Linked DNA regions of Homo sapiens: region 1 is linked to region 2. A link is a loop called in an ENCODE intact Hi-C map of the cell type or tissue named here. Cell type or tissue: PC-9. All regions are shown on one strand.

Region 1 (8,000 bases), 950 kb after region 2:
AAAAGTTAAGCTGCAAAAGGGAAAAGTTAAGCTGCAAAAGGGAGCCATGCAAAACTCTGCCCTCCTTTTGTTCCTACACAGATAGCTGCAAGACAGAAGGCCATATATTACCTCAGGTAGCCTCCCTCATCCTGGCAATGTAAATGCACACCTTATTTTCACAAGTATAGGGAAAAGACAAGACTAGAAATCATCCCTCAGCCCACTCCAAGACAGATGCATATTTGACTTTTTCCTCTGCTCTATGTTTACTTTATCATATGTAAAATGCAGATTTACTGAGCTAGTGATAGATGCATAATTGACTGTTTCTCTTTCTCCTCGTGCCTGCTTTTTCCCCTTTAAATACTGAAGTCCTCAAAACCCTCTTTGGATCACAGGCCACAGATCCTACTATAACTTGCATCTCTTTTTCCCAGGTGTATCCTCAATCTTGGCAAAAGAAACCTCTAAATTGATTGAGACCTGTCTCAGACGCTTACTGGTTTACAATAGCTAGCATTCCTTGTGCGCTATGTGTCTACTCTTAGCGAGTAGAACTTCTTACACCTTTATCATGTTTATTAGGGAGGTAGCATTATTTTCATATTACAGATGAGAAATCTAAAGCACAGGAAGACAAAATTAGCTTTTCCAATATCATTCAACTAAAAAGTAGCAGAAACTTAGCTTCCAGGCTCTCCTTCCTCTAACAATTTATTGCATATCAGTGAAAAATCCTAAAATTTACATACAGCTTCAACTTATGATTAGAAAACAAAACAAGTTCAACATGAACACAAATAAACATGCCAAATCTCGTTTATTCTCTAATTGTAAAATTATACCATTTTAACGCCATTCTGTATCTCTCTGATCCTAAACAATTCTTTATCCTAAAGCAGTATTTCTCACAAAGTGTCAGCTGTATTAATTTTGACTAATATTTTAATTTATTTCCTTTTTGTGTGGGGAAGGCGAGAGAAGAAGTGTGCGATATAAGCACATCTTAATTGTGAAAACAGTTAAGCTTTCTCTCATGACTAGCATAAAACACCCCCGCTCTTCAGCCACAATGAATAGATAGCGCCTAGCACTGTGCCAGACACTGTGGGCTGGGTCAAGCCTCAAGAACAAATTAAGGTAAGACAGCCCAGCAGTCCACAGGCTTTTTCTGTGGGCTTCTACTTCTCTCTCTCCTCATCCTCTCTTATCTCTCTCACTTCCCCAGTGTGCTTCTCTGGGTACTCAGCTGAATATTTCAGGCAATGAGAAGTGTCTGTGGTGGCAGAATTACCGTGTGAAGGCAGGTGATTCTTGCTTCTCCTTCAGAAGAAGGAGCCCTCACTTTCTTTTTTTTTTTTTTCTTTTGAGACGGAGTCTTGCTTTGTCACCCAGGCTGGAACACAGTGGTGCCATCTCGGCTCAGTGCAACCTCTGCTTCCCAAAGCAGCCCTCACTTCCTCACTTTGTGCTAATCCACATCCCCTGATGCCAAACAATTCTTTACCCTGGAGTAGTATTTCTCAGTATCAGCTGGAGGACCTAGGGTGATATGTGTTAAAATTTAGACGCCTGAGGGCCATCACAGCTGTATCTGAAATCAGAGAGGGGGGTAGGTGGGGTGGGGGATGGGCATGATAGTGTAGTTAGGTCACAGCAAGCTCTCATCTAGTAAGCTAAGCTCTCCCAGGTGATGCTGAGGCAACTTGATTGCTTTAGAAGTTCTAACCTGGACCAGAGAAAGGGAAGAGATGGGCCAATAAGTGGACATGTTTGAGGAAAAATTAAGTGATGGCCTGAGAGCCCAGAATTGAGACATGTTCCTAGAAAGTTATTTTGTGGAGAAGCTCTTAGATCCATGGCTCCTACTTTTTCACAAATAAAGCACCCAGCTCTCTCCCTAGAGACCCCACTCTATCCCTTAGCAGCTCTCCTGTGAGGAAAGGATGGCCCAGGCAGTAAATCTCTTCTGGTTTATAACAGAAAACACTGGGTAGTTGGGAGTGTTCCTATCTCTTGGACTGAGTAGAGACATATTTTTGGCACACTGAAAAAGATCAGTAAATGCTTCTTATCACACAATTATTGCTATATTTGGGAGTTAAATTGCATTATAATGTACTCCAATTACTTATACTTTTATCAATATAGTCATAACTATGCATATATTCCGAACAAGGGTCATAAAATTAAGGCCAGTGGACCAAATTTAGCCTGCCTCCCATTATTGTAAATAAAGTTTTATTGGAACACAACCATGCTCATTTATTACATGCTGCTTATAGTTGTTTTCACGCAATAACAGTAGAATTGAGTGAGTAGATACAAGAAAGATGATATGGCCCACAAAACCAAAAATATTTATTATCTGGTCCTTTATAGAAAATGTTTGTCTAGAGGATTATATTATAGATTATAGCTCTCCACCACTACTGTATGCCAGGTACTTTACTTGGCTCCCTTGTGCATTATCTTTAATGTTCTCAATAACCTTCCCAGTTGTTATGATCATGATATTGCAGGGGAAGAGTGTTAGACAGGTCAAGGGATCTGTTTAAAGCAGACATCCGGAATTCAAACAGTACTTTGTTTATGTTTTCTGACTGCGAGTCTTTTATGAGCTGTGCTAGGGATATAATCACCATGTTACACTTTTAATGGGAAAAGTTGTTCTTAGTGCCAAAACATGACCCTAAAAAAATGTGCTATGGGAAAGCAGTCCATATGCAATTTGGGGAACTGACTCTCAGTCCCCAAAGAGTCTTTCCTGATAATCTGGCTACCCCAACATTGTGTACCCTATTTCATTTTTATTCCAGTAATTATAAGTGCTTGAAATTATTTTATTTATTTGGCCATTTCTGTTTGGATTGTTTTTCTCCTCTCAGTGGAATGCAGGATCCTTGCCGGCAGAGTTTCTCTTCCATTTGCATCTGTAGCCCAAGAGCTGGGAGCATGCCAGGCACAAGTGTCACTGTTCAGCAAGCATTTGCTGTGTGGCTCCTCTTAGTTAATAATAAACGTTTATATTGTTTTCTTGTCCTAAAATACAACATCTGAATATAGACTGTAATGCATAGCAAAATTTGTCTTGCTTATTTGCCAACGGTGGAAAATTCTTTTTTGAAATCCTTGGAAGCATTCTAGAGGAGAACTGGGGTAGGTGTTGATTTATTGCAATGCGGTATTTTGAAAATTATCACAATATCTCTTTAGGGGATTCAGTGGAAGAAACCAGGATCATATACACCACGAAAAAAAAACCCAGCTTTTTAATTACTTAAACAGCAACTCGAAATGAGCATGATACTCCTCCTCATTTAACCCCTTAGAAGTGTGAGTTCACAGATTGCTACATCCTGCCCTCTACTGGAAGAGAGAGTAATGACAAACAGGGACTAGCAAAAGAGCACTGAAGCTTTTTTTTTTTTACCAAGAAACACAATTTTTCTTTTTGCTGGAGTAAATTACATGTTACAACTGCTCTTCCCTGCCCCACATTCCTTTCTACTTCCAGAGTAAATAAATAGCAAAGCAAGTGGAGTACAAGATGGCTACCAGTAAAATAAAGAGAAAAGCAAACCTATATATAGGACACGTTTTGAAAACAAAATTAATCTTTTATTTCTGTAGAAGTATTTTTAAAGTGTGATTTGTTTAATAATTAACTCTGCACCTCAGTTCTTATCATCTGACACTCTGTTGAAGAATATAATTGGAAAGGCTATCTAAGTTAAACTTCTAAAAATTAAACTTCTGAAAATTAGAGATAGCATATATTCATATTTACTTGTATTAACTCATATTTAGTGCAATATCTTTAACTTTTAATTCATAGAGTAAATGTCATGTCTGATATAATAAATATAATAATAAAATATATAAAGTCCCTGATTTTAAAAATGCATATTGTATAAGATACTAAGTTTCTTTTATAGAGAAGACTGATTAGTTACACCTGACCTTAATGTTTTCTTCTGGCCTCATGTGTCCCTTCCAGTTTCACAACTCACCCTACCAAACCTCACGTGTATGTCAAGATAAAGCAAGCTATCCCTACCCCATTACCCTGCGCTTACTTAGATAAGAACACCATCCTATAAACCAGCATACTGACCTCTACCAGTATATAATTTTTTTCTTTAATCAACAATATGCCCTACATCTTTTAAAGCATTAGCTAAATAAGCCAACTATACACTGATTTGAAGCAGGTGCTTCCAAAATCTCGCTTAAAACATCTAATATGAGCAAGACAGGTTAACTGAGATATCTTCCAGTACCTTTAAATTCTGACCCTGTGCTAAGTTCCAACACCACAAAACAAAGTGTCTATGTCTCCGAACTGTAGGTTAATGCTCTCTCTCTAAAGGAGTAACAAAAGAATTTGCTTGTAAAGAATGTATCATTTCTTTGGGAAAACCAGCATCATATTTTTGATTTCCATGTTTCCATTACATTACCAAGTCCACGGCTCTACCAAGTAAGGTTATCTTAGAATCAGGGCAAGGAAAAGCTTTTATCTATTGGTGAACTCTTAGTAGATAGCAAGAAGAACCATTATGGTTAATAGCATAAACCATAGAGTCACATTGCCTAAATTCAGATTCCAACTCTCTCTTGTACCATGTTACCTTGAGCTAGTTATGTTAACTTCCTTTGTCTTAGTTTCCTCATCTGTAAAATGTGGGTGTCAATAGTACCTGCCTCATAGGGCAATTGTGAAAGTAAAAGAAGTTCATATGTTAAAAAGTCCCTTGGAACCAGACTTGGCACACAGCCTTTGAGAGATGTCAGCTGCAACCCAAATTTGTTTCTGCATCCTACCCTGTTGACAGAAGGCTCAGAGCTACATGTCAATTCTTTCGCTGTAACTGATTCCAGACACCTGCTTCTTCTTTCTCTCTCTTCCTCAATTTACTTATTTATTATAATTGCTCTGTTTCATATCATTTTTATTAATATAAGCTGATGAACTATTTTAAGGAAATGAACAAGAATGAAATTATTTATTAGGTGGACTAAACTGAACTTGGCCTCTTTGGTCAATTATTTCAGTCCAGATTACTTAATTTTCTGCTTTATAAAATACTCCTAAATTAGGTCACATCAATTTCAGAAAGCACGTCTTAGAATATGACATCTTCCATGTGCAAGAAAATCCAGAATTTAAAAAAAAATCTTGTCTTCATATGAGACTTCTTGGATGACATATAGGTGTTAACGGTTTAATACATGCATATAAAGAGGTACCTCTTAACATGTCAAATATGTTGATAGGTTTCCATGCTCATTAAGACTCACATGGATAAGGAATGGAGCAAAGAGCAGCTATACTCTACTGGCACTGTGCTGGGAATAATTTGAAATCAAGCTTCTCTTCTGCAAAGCCCAATTCTAGTTAAAAGGTGCAAGAGGGAAATCAGTACAGAGTGCAAGTTCATCAGAACAGGTTGATCTGGTTTGCTGGAGACTCTTAGAAGCCTCCTGGGAGAAATGGGGATAAAAGTTGTTGAAATAGATAGATAACTCCAGGACTTAAGCTCTCAAACACAAATGATGAACAAAGACCAGCTTTACCTCCTGGAGAGTGCCTTCTCCAAATAAATGCAGGTAACTCATCAAAGCCTCTGCCCTGAGTACTTAATTGCTGGAGAGGGAACATTTGGGCTGCATAACAAAAAGCATTACTTTTATTTTCTCAGATCAGCCTTAAGAAAGTGTCCCAAGTTTCAAAGGGAAAGTACCTGAGACAGACATAGTAAGTTGATAAAGAGTTGTAATAAAAGAGGCATCAGAAATTGAGGCAACAAGGCTGTTTTATTGGAGATATTGAGTGGGGATGGCAATGGGATTAGTAATAGAGAAAGAAAGCAAAAAAGCATACATTATCCCTGTTGACTATCAGCAAACTGAATGTGGCTCAGAATACCAGTCAGGAATACCCACAGGGTAAGAAATGTGTTTTAAGAGTGGAAAGAAAAGAAAAATCAAGTCTTGGGATGCCAGTGGCTTCACTTTTGGTAGTTCAGAGACAAACTCTAATATTCTTTGTCAACTCAAAAATGATGAGGTTCATACATTTGGAAAGGAGAGCTTTAATTCTCATAAAGTGTTGCAGCCCCCAGGGTAGCCATTCTGACAGTCGGGGAAGTGTAGCCTCTGGCCAGAAGCCAGAAACAGATACACTGGGGCTCAGCCAACTAGAACAGGGATTTATGCTGAATGAGGTGGGCAAATATACATATTCAATCGTCTATAGAAGGAGTCATGAATATTTATGAATGGAGAAACATGTGAATGTACAACTGGGCTTCATGTCTCTACCAAGGGTAGAGTATTTGGCCCTCTGATGTCGAAAAGTGAAGCGGAAGAGAGGAAAGTTTTTGCTGTGCATCCTCTGAAGACTGGTCAGAACTACTGCTTCCTTGGTGGTCTCTTATCAAGAAGAAAGGCTGGTTGGTTAGTGTGCCAAAACTGCAAAAGGAGGGGCAGTAGCCAAGCGGTTGGTTGATATCCACAGTGGAATCTCTTGAAAAGGGCTGGTTTCTGCTTAGCTTTTAGGGAAGAAAACCTCATGTCAACTAGGGAGTGAGGGGAGATAACAAGGTGTGTGGGACTTCCCATTCTGTCATGGCCATGAACTCGGTTTTAAGGTTTTTCTTGTGTCCCTTCGGCCAAAGGTTGGTCGTTGGGGGCGGGGGGTCTGTATAGTTGGTCCTGGGGCTGATAATTTTATTTTTATTTATCATCCTTGTTATTTTTCCCTCTTCAGTGGTGAAAGCTGGAATGGTAAGTGCTATAAAGAGGGGTAAAAAAGATATGCCTCACAGGACTCATTTGTTAGAAGAAGAGGCAGTCTGCGATGTAAAGTCAGCAATCCCCACTTGTAAATGTTATTTGTGCCCCACACCACACTGAAGCAGGACTCAGTACCTCTTCTCACAACCCAGGAGGAAATCTCTAAAACCAAAATTTTAATTGTAATCATATTTTACAGTCTCATTTGGAATATGGGAACAAGGGGAAGTTAGATCACAGAATTACCGACAAAATACTTAAAAGTTTTAACCAGATATGCCTGTTTTTTTTTCATTCCTCTTTCCCTATACTATCAACAGTGTGGTTTTAATCTTCCTAACTTCACTAAATTTTGTCTCCTCTCTCCTGGATTTCCCTCTCAAACCTCAAGTGTCTCTACTATTTATGGATCGAACAATACCCTCAAGTCTGCGTCGCTACATCATCATCATCACCGTGATGATCCTCATGGTCATGACCATAGCAAACATTACTGTGTGTACTTTTGTATCCAATACTTGTCTAAAGATTGATTCACTTAATCCTCACAAACACTCAATAGGTTAGGTTTTATTTATATTGCGTAATTGAGGAAAGCATTGGAAGCAATAAAAATTTATAAATTCATATTTATTTATTTGTTTATTTTTATTTATTTATGTATTTGTTTTTTGAGACGGAGTCTCACTCTGTGGCCCAGGCAGGAGTACAATGGCACAATCTTGGCTCAAATACTAAAAATACAAAAAATTAGCCTGGTATGGTGGCATGCACCTGTACTCCCAGCTCCTCGGGAGGTTGAGGCAGGATAATCACTTGAACCCGCCTCGGCCTCCCAAAGTGTTGAGATTACAGGTGTGAGCCACCGTGCCTGGCCAAAAATTTATAAATTGATTTTTATACTACAAAATGTTAAGTAATAAAATAGTTATGGCACAGTACAACTGAAACTTCGAAAGTGTGGGACTCTTCAAGAAAGTATTTTCATGGAAAGTAAGCTGAGTTTTCACAGATGTAAGGAGTTCAACAAGGAAAACAGACACTGTCACTACAGGAAATGCATTGTTTAGGTTAACAATGGTAAGAAGTTTTATTGAAGGACAGATTATTTGAGGAAGAATGGTCAATGATATACCAAAACAACAAACAAACAACAACAAAAATTTGAGGCAAAATAATAAATTGGATTTTAATGCCAAATAAATAGATGTGGTCAA
Region 2 (8,000 bases):
AGTGGTGGAATTATCCAGGCCCATGGGAGTGACCACAGGAGTGGCCCACATAAGGGTTCCCACATAGGCATGCCCATGTAAGGGTTCTTTGGGTACTTCAGCCTCAGGGTGAGCAGCCCATACTCATCTCTCCCCTTGCCGGCTCTGGGATTCCCTTCCTTGGTGAATGCCACCATCCTCCCGCTGCCTATTCTCCCTCCAGGGAGATTTACTTTCTGGGTTCTATCAATGACCTAGTCCTATGGACTGTATATCTCCTAAACATCACTGTAATCCCACCATTTCCATGAACCTTTATTGCCACCACCCAATTTCGTTACCCAATGCTATCACGCTTACTGTTTGGCTGAGTCAGTTCTTTTTTCATTCTTTCTGTACTCCCTTTCTACTCACTGCAGCCAGAGTGTGATTTCTAAACCGTAATTTGACATATCACTTGTATGCTGCTTAAAATTGTATGCTGCTTGGAGAATGGCGTGAAGCCGGGAGGCGGAGCTTGCAGTGAGCCAAGATTGCGCCACTGCACTCCAACCTGGGCAACAGAGCGAGACTCCGTCTCAAAAAAAAAAAAAAAAAAAAAATATATATATATATATATAGTATGCTGCTTAAAGTCCTTTAATAACTTCCCATTAATTTGAAATCTAAACAAGGATTGAAGTTTTTTTTCTTTCTTTTCTTTTTTCATCTAGCCCCTGTGTACTTCTCATCTACATCTCATCTACTATACCTTGGCGTCAACATTACTTCCTCAAGGATATCTTTCTGGGCTGGATCAGAAACCCTGTCTCCGGGTTTTATACCCCTTGCATGCACCACCTTAGAGCTCTGTCCTTCCCCATCACAGCATGTAGTGGGCACTCTTGTGTAGACCAACAGTTTGTCTGTTTCCCATTCTGCGTTGCATGTGGCACAGGACAAGGCTGTGTCTATTGTGATAACTGTTCACACCCCTAGTGCCCCTCACACTGCCTTACACATCCTTACACATAGGAACTTGGTAAATGTCTTTTGACTAAATGAGAGAATGACAAAGAAATGACTCAACAGTGAAACAGGGTTTTCTAAGGATGCATTTGCTTTCTAAAATGCAATAAGGCATAGTCATGAAGAATCACAGAGACACTGGTTTGAATCCTAGGTATACTGTCAGTCTAATTAACTTCTCTGAATCTTCATGTTAGAAAAGTGGAACTGAAAATAGCATCTACTTTCGGATGATTACTATGACAGCTGAATAAAATAATGCCTGTAAAACACTTGGAATAGGGCATGTCATGTAGGAGACAATAGTTGTTTATTATTATAATCAAATACCTAGAAATTATATGAAAGTTATTAAACATAAATATGCTGCATTTATGTGCTTACATATTGAAGGTCCTAATATAAGGAACGTAAAAGAAAAATATTTCATGAAAAATAAAATAATTCTGGCTAACTGTGAGAATAGATAATTAAAAATGATTTAAGTAAAACTAGTTTTCATAATTATATGCAAACACTATGGTAGATTGTGAGGACTCAATACAAACAATATAGATGTGGTTCCTGCCTATGGGAGCTAACAGTCTGGTGGGAATACAGACATGACTCACACAATCACACAAACGGGTGATCAGAAATAGTGACATACTGTGACATATAGCATGCTAGGTATAAAATGGGATTACGATATGGTCTTGATTGGGCCAGAACAAGATAAGGTTGCAGGAGCACCATAACTACAATAAGGATTTGGCTCTTTATGCTGAGTATGAAGACATGGGTTTTAAGTAGGACAGCAACATGATCAGGAATGCAGCTTAAAAATGTCATTTCTGACTTTAAGGGAAGAAAGGAGCGGAGACGGACAGGCACACAGTGGGAAGTAGTTGGAGCATATTGTTTTAGTTCCAGTAAGGGATGGTGGTATTTTTGTCTACAAGGTGGTACTATGCAGAAAAAACTGCAGTCACGCACATTGTACCCCTTATTTTCCAGTGGTGGCATAGTGGAAAGAATTCAGATTTTGCAGCCACAGAGATTAAGGTTTCATTCCTGGCTCTGGAAATAACTGCAAAACTGGGCAAATTTTATTAATAAAAATAAAATGTAATAATATTTTGTTTATACATTGTATTATTCCTTTTTTAAAATGAGGAAACGAATGCCATCCAGAGGCAGTTATAGTGAGATTAAAAGAGAACGTGTATTTACATAATAGATGATCAAGAAATGAGCTATTTGTGATAAAATAACTAAATACACTCTGATCTAAAGCCATACTATTCTACTACTAATTTATAAGATCTGTGAGTCCAAAACTAAATTTTAGCCAAGTATCCCAATTTCAATAAATTAATCAACCCATAATCTTGATGACGTATTATGTGGGTGAAGTAAAAGAATCACAAAGTGCATTGCAGCCACAAAAGCAGACACTTAGTTTTGTTGTCATAAATTTTGAGTTAGTGGAGTTTAAGTTGATTTTACCATATCGGGTCATTAGAAACCTGGTGAGGAGGCTATCTTTCACAAAGGTTTCATGGAAACTTTATTTCATTGGCGACTACCTTGGGAGGTGTAAGCATAGTGCAGAAGGTGCAGGAACCGGGGCAGTGGCTGGGGTCCCCTACTGACTGTCCCTATGACCTTGGGCAAGTCACTTAACTTCCTTAGGTTTCAGTTTCCTCGCCTGTAAAATGAGGACAATACTATTTTCTCTACTACATTGTTGTTTTGGGGGGGTCAAATGAGATACTTCACATAAAGCACTCCACATAGTGCTTATAATAAGCATTGTATAATAAGCATTCAGTATACATTAGTTATTGAGAAATTTAAGTAACATAAGCCTTTTGTTTATTTAAATAGTGACACTGAGAAATGCTAAGTTGAGATTCATTAAGAAGTTATTAAGAAGTTTGTTTTAAAAGTCTGACAGTTGTATAAATATGTTGCTTACTGCTGTGCTAGTTAAATCATTTTAGATGACATTTAGGTTGTGTAATAATGACTATGAACCACTAGATGGCACTGCGCGCATTTTACTAAATAGCTATCAAACCAGTCGTCCATTAATAGAGCACCTGCTACTAGGCACAGGAGATAGGAGGAATTCCCTCATCTATACAGTTGCATATATTTTACATTAATATACTAGGAAAGGCAACGGTTTGCATAACGAAATTCCTTAGTTAACAATAACCACATCGAGAATAGACAAAATGCATTCTTAACCTAATATTTAGTTCTTCATGGAATCTTAAAAGTAACGATAATAGTGTTGATTTCAGGCATTAATTATTAAGACCTAAGATTTGTCTTTACATACATAAATGGAAATAGACAAAGCTTCAATGGTTTTCTATAAATCCAGGCAATCTCAGGTAGAAAAGGGCTAGGTTCGGGTGTTGGGGGGAGAGTTGCAGATGGGTAAAGGAGAGTTTGTTTATCTCAAGAGATATTTTTAATGTGTTTTCTGACATCTTGCACTATTTTAATGGGAGATGGAGTCCTTCATTCACAGAGATGACTTAAATCCAAGCATCCGTAGGAAAAGTGCTAAAATGACAAACCTAGTTATATCTAGATAGAGATGGCTGATGTCATAAACTTTATTAGAAATAGTAGAATCATATAAGTTAGATAAAATATGGGGGAGAAAAATATCAAAAAGACAACTTCAAGATTTAGTCTATTTTATGATTTATCCAGGGCCAGCCTTTCTTGAATCCCTGAGGCTGGGTCCAAGTTTCTGAATCTAAGCATGATGTTCTTTTTCTAAAGCATTTGATGATCTCAAAATTCTCAAACCCAGACTCTACCACCTCCTGAGTCCAAAATATAAAAGAGTGGAAAAGGGTTTTGACAAAACTCTCCAGGTGATTCTGACAACCACTGATTATAAACTTTTAGAAGGTTTTCAAAGGGCTTGCAGCTGAGAAAGGTCAGTAGACAATTATAGTGACTTAGCTTTAGTCATTATGGAATAGTGATCCTTAACTGTGGCTTCACAATGGAATCACCTGCAAGGATGTAAAATGGATTCCTGGTGATACTGGTGGTCCAACATCACACTTGTAGTAACAAAACACAGGCTATTTAGAAATGCTGCATCTCTTAGGCTCCCACACAGACCTAGAAAATCGTAATCTGCATTTTAACAACATATCTAGGCAGTTTGTATTCACATTTAAGTATAAGAAGCGCTTCTTGAAGTCAGTAGTTCTCAGTCCTTTGGCATCAAGACAGCCTGAAATGTCTTCGTAGGTTGTGAGGTGTATTGCAAGAAGCTGATTACCATAAATTAATTTATGCAGTTTAACAGTGATTTGTATAAGGATATATATACATATTATTTTAGAAGGGTTTGAGGCTTAATCCCTAAGAAGGTCACTCATTGCATTATGATGTGCTTTAATTAGGAGAACAGGAAATTGTAGTTATGCTGGAAATTGGATATAATCTGTTGATCTGCTATTGGGAATACATATATCTTCTTGTGCGTAGACAGTGTTGTGTGTGGTTTTGTGTGTGTGTGTGTATATCCATGCGCATGCTCCCTCAATCTCCACCCTGCCCTCCGTGCTTAAAGTGAGGGTGACTGGTGTCTGAGGTTTCTGTTATGACTTGTTTTCCCCTCTTTGAGATATGCAGATATATGCAGGAATCCCCATAGCAACAAAGATAAATAGTTTCTCCTGAAAATGCATTCAGTTCTCCCCTCCCTAGATGTAAATTTCCTGACCTTCAGTGCAATATTCCCGGCATGAATTTCCATTGCAATTACACTCTTCAGAGTACAAGAACAAAGTTCAGGTAGTATTTCTGATTAGTTTACACACCGGGTTTGAAGTGCCATATTATGTTCTTTCATATAGCAGATTCTTAAAATACATTTGCTAGCTTGTAGAAAAGTTAATTATGGAGACTCATTCTTTTAGTTATCAAACAAAGTTCCAATGTCCTTAGAATGAACAGATGAACACGCATATAAGCATTGTCTTGTTCCTACGACAACTCTCAAATGGAAAGTTTCATTCAGTATTCTAAGCACCAAGTAGACTTTAAGAAAAAATTGCTTTTAAGGAGCTCACATGTGGGCCAGGCTTCACAGAACTGGGGTGTGAGGAGGTAGGGAGAGGAACTTAGCCCCTTGAGAATGTCAGGAGTGACACTAGGTTCCTGAGACTCATTACCCTAAGCTGCTCACTGGCTGCATTTTGTAGTCTTCCATCTTAGTCTTATAACTTCTCTCATACAATAAGTGTTTATTCAGTCCTTATTGTGTTGCAGTGCTGTTCTGGTTTCTAGAATTGGAGTGTACAAAATAGGTCCCTAATCACACAGAACTTACATGTGTGTCGGAGAGGGAGGAGATAGAGATATTAAATAAGTGCATTGAGCATGCAATAATAATCTATTTTCTCTCCTTTTAGATTTCAAAATATTCAATTGGCATATAAAAATTGTATATATTCAGAGGTATACAATGGGATTTGACATTTATATATACATACTATTTATATTCTCTTATAGAGAAACATGAACTGAGACACTGGGATTCAAGTGTTTCTTCATTTGTACAATGGGAATAATAATATCCTTTCTGATAGAGTTCTGAGGAACAGTGAAAATGTACATGGGAAAAGAGTAAAATATAAAGTACTATATAAATTTTAGGCATTATTCTTATTTTTGAGAGCAAACAGAGAGGCATTAAAATTTACTCTCATATTCAGGTAGAATTATAAAAATTTTCCACTCACAAAAATTCTTTCAATTCTTTGCCTCACTCTGTCTGGTATAAATATATTTGTCCCTTAATATGAGCTTTCTTCTATAACTTGAGGTTTGTTTTCCCTTTAGTGGATGAAATGATGTTATAAATCCATGAGAGACTGTATCACAGTGATTACGAGTTTAGTTCAATTTCAAATCAAATATTTCAGGGGCCGGTGTGGTGGCTCACGCCTATAATCCTGGCACTTTGGGAGGCTGAGGAGGGCGGATCATGAGGTCAGGAGATTGAGACCATCCTGGCTAACACGGTGAAACCCTGTCTCTACTAAAAATACAAAAATTAGCTGGGCGTGGTGGTGGGCGCCTATAGTCCCAGCTACTCGGGAGGCTGAGGCAGGAGAATGGTGTGAAACCGGGCCAAGATCGCACCACTGCACTCCAGCCTGGGCGACAGAGCAAGACTCCATCTCAAAAAAAAAAAAAAAAGAATATTTCAGTGTATCACTAGTTGCCATGCATCAATCATACATGCAGGCTGTAACATATGGAGAAAGATTGCCATATGCATATACACACAGAGTTGGGAAATGGAACAAGCAGCTAGATTCCATAATAGTTTCAAAGAAATTAAATCCAACCAGCATTTTTAAGGCTCTACAATGCATTATGGTTGATGTTATTGGTGATTTAACAAAATATGAGAGCCTGACTACAAAAAAGATTGTAAGTCTCATGGGGAAAGACACACTCAGATGACCTAACTGAAGATCACCACAAGACACTGTGTTATCCAAAGCCCACATCCACAGTGCAGATTAAAAAGAAAAGTGCTACAGGAGCTCAAAATACAGGAATGCTTTATGGGCTGGAAACTATGTAAAGATTTGGAAGAGGAGGTAAGGCTCAAGTTGATTCCTAAAACACAGCAGAAAGTGCATAGATGGGGATAAGGAGGGAAGGATATTCCAGGAAGAAGTGGGTTCAGTGAGCAATGGCACAGAGCAAAGAACGATGATGGTGCATTTAGATTTTATATTGACCTAGAACCAGAGAAATTTGTGTTGGAGCTTAGAGGAAAGCAGGGTCTATAACTATTCATTTATACTGCCCAGTATATAACACTCTTAATTTTTCAATGAGGGAATATCTTTGTTTTTATATTTTATTAAAGATTTGAATCTCCTAAAGTTAAATGTTTAATTTCATTTTCAGACTACTATGTGAGTTAATTCAGAGCCCCATCTAAAGCTAAGAGGTATGGTGGTGGAAACCCGGGCTGTTCTTTAGAGCCATAAGTGGGTCTCAAACTATCGAGTTTGAATCCATAGGTCTAGAGTGTGGCCAGGGCATCCCTAGGTATAATCAGCTTCTTAGATGATTTTGTTAGACAATAAAGTTTGAGAACCACTGCTATGGAGCACAACTTAAAGAATGGAGTTAGACAAGAGACAGGAAGAATAGAGATGCTCCTTTGATTCAGAGGAATTTCCTGGGAGCACTGTGGCCAAGAAAGCCAGGTGCAAATTACCTAGTTGTTAAGAGCTCTAAAATAAATAATTTATTTTTATGCCCTTGTTCAGGCCTCTTATCATGAGAAAATGGTATTTAAAAATCTTTTAGGGAAGAAGGACTCAATTAAATGGTATGCTTTTCCAGGGTCAATAGATACATTTTTATGTGATTACACTGAAGCTATCCGCCATCACCCACATTAACCAAACATTGAAATCAGAAAGAAAATGTTACTAAAGGCACAATCTTCAGATTTGTTTTCCATTAGTGAGCATGAGCTATACCTTTATAAAATGTGAACCCAAACAACAGCTGAGTAGCTCACTAGGCGTTTTTATGCTTCCAATCTCAACGTCTTTCTGGCTCTGAAAGCATGCTTTTATCTCCAAGGTAGTTCTCTTTGCTAAGGATCCTTAGAGAGAAGCATCATGTCTTACAGAGATAACATTTTAGTTTCACTTTAATTTCCTGGTTAAGATGATGTAATAAACCTTCATGAAAAGGTCTACAACATATTTTTGGTGTAAAATCAAATTGAATATCATGCCAATCTTCACAGGCCCTGGTAGTACATCCATTGCCTATTAGGAAAAGGTATTCAGTATTCCTTAAATTGTGTCTGCAGACCAGAATCGTTATTCAAAGTGAGGTATGAAAATTGTTGACTCAGTAGCTGTCACACTATAAATTAAATCTAAAAACATTCAATTGAACAAGGATTTATTAAGCCCATTATTTTTAAAGTATTATACCAAGGATTA

Evidence for each region. Peaks named below come from ENCODE experiments on the same cell type or tissue, not always from the same donor. Only the 100,000 strongest peaks of a DNase experiment are listed, where the experiment ranks them.
Region 1: a loop joins it to region 2, with 14 times the contacts of the local background. A loop is called at or near these places in 7 of 110 quality-filtered maps.

Annotation. Positions count from the first base shown.
Region 1 is chr18:33,834,995-33,842,994 of GRCh38, reverse strand. No RefSeq gene overlaps it. Among named protein-coding and RNA genes, the nearest start is that of ASXL3, 260 kb to the right of the region's middle. RefSeq lists an enhancer at 5,239-6,182. In PC-9, CTCF peaks have their summits at 3,108 and 3,308 (motif pointing left); no DNase peak of the experiment used is centred here.
Region 2 is chr18:34,783,149-34,791,148 of GRCh38, reverse strand. The region is part of intron 3 of DTNA (dystrobrevin alpha); the gene reads right to left. Among named protein-coding and RNA genes, the nearest start is that of DTNA-AS1, 19 kb to the right of the region's middle. In PC-9, CTCF peaks have their summits at 2,845 and 3,044 (motif pointing right); no DNase peak of the experiment used is centred here.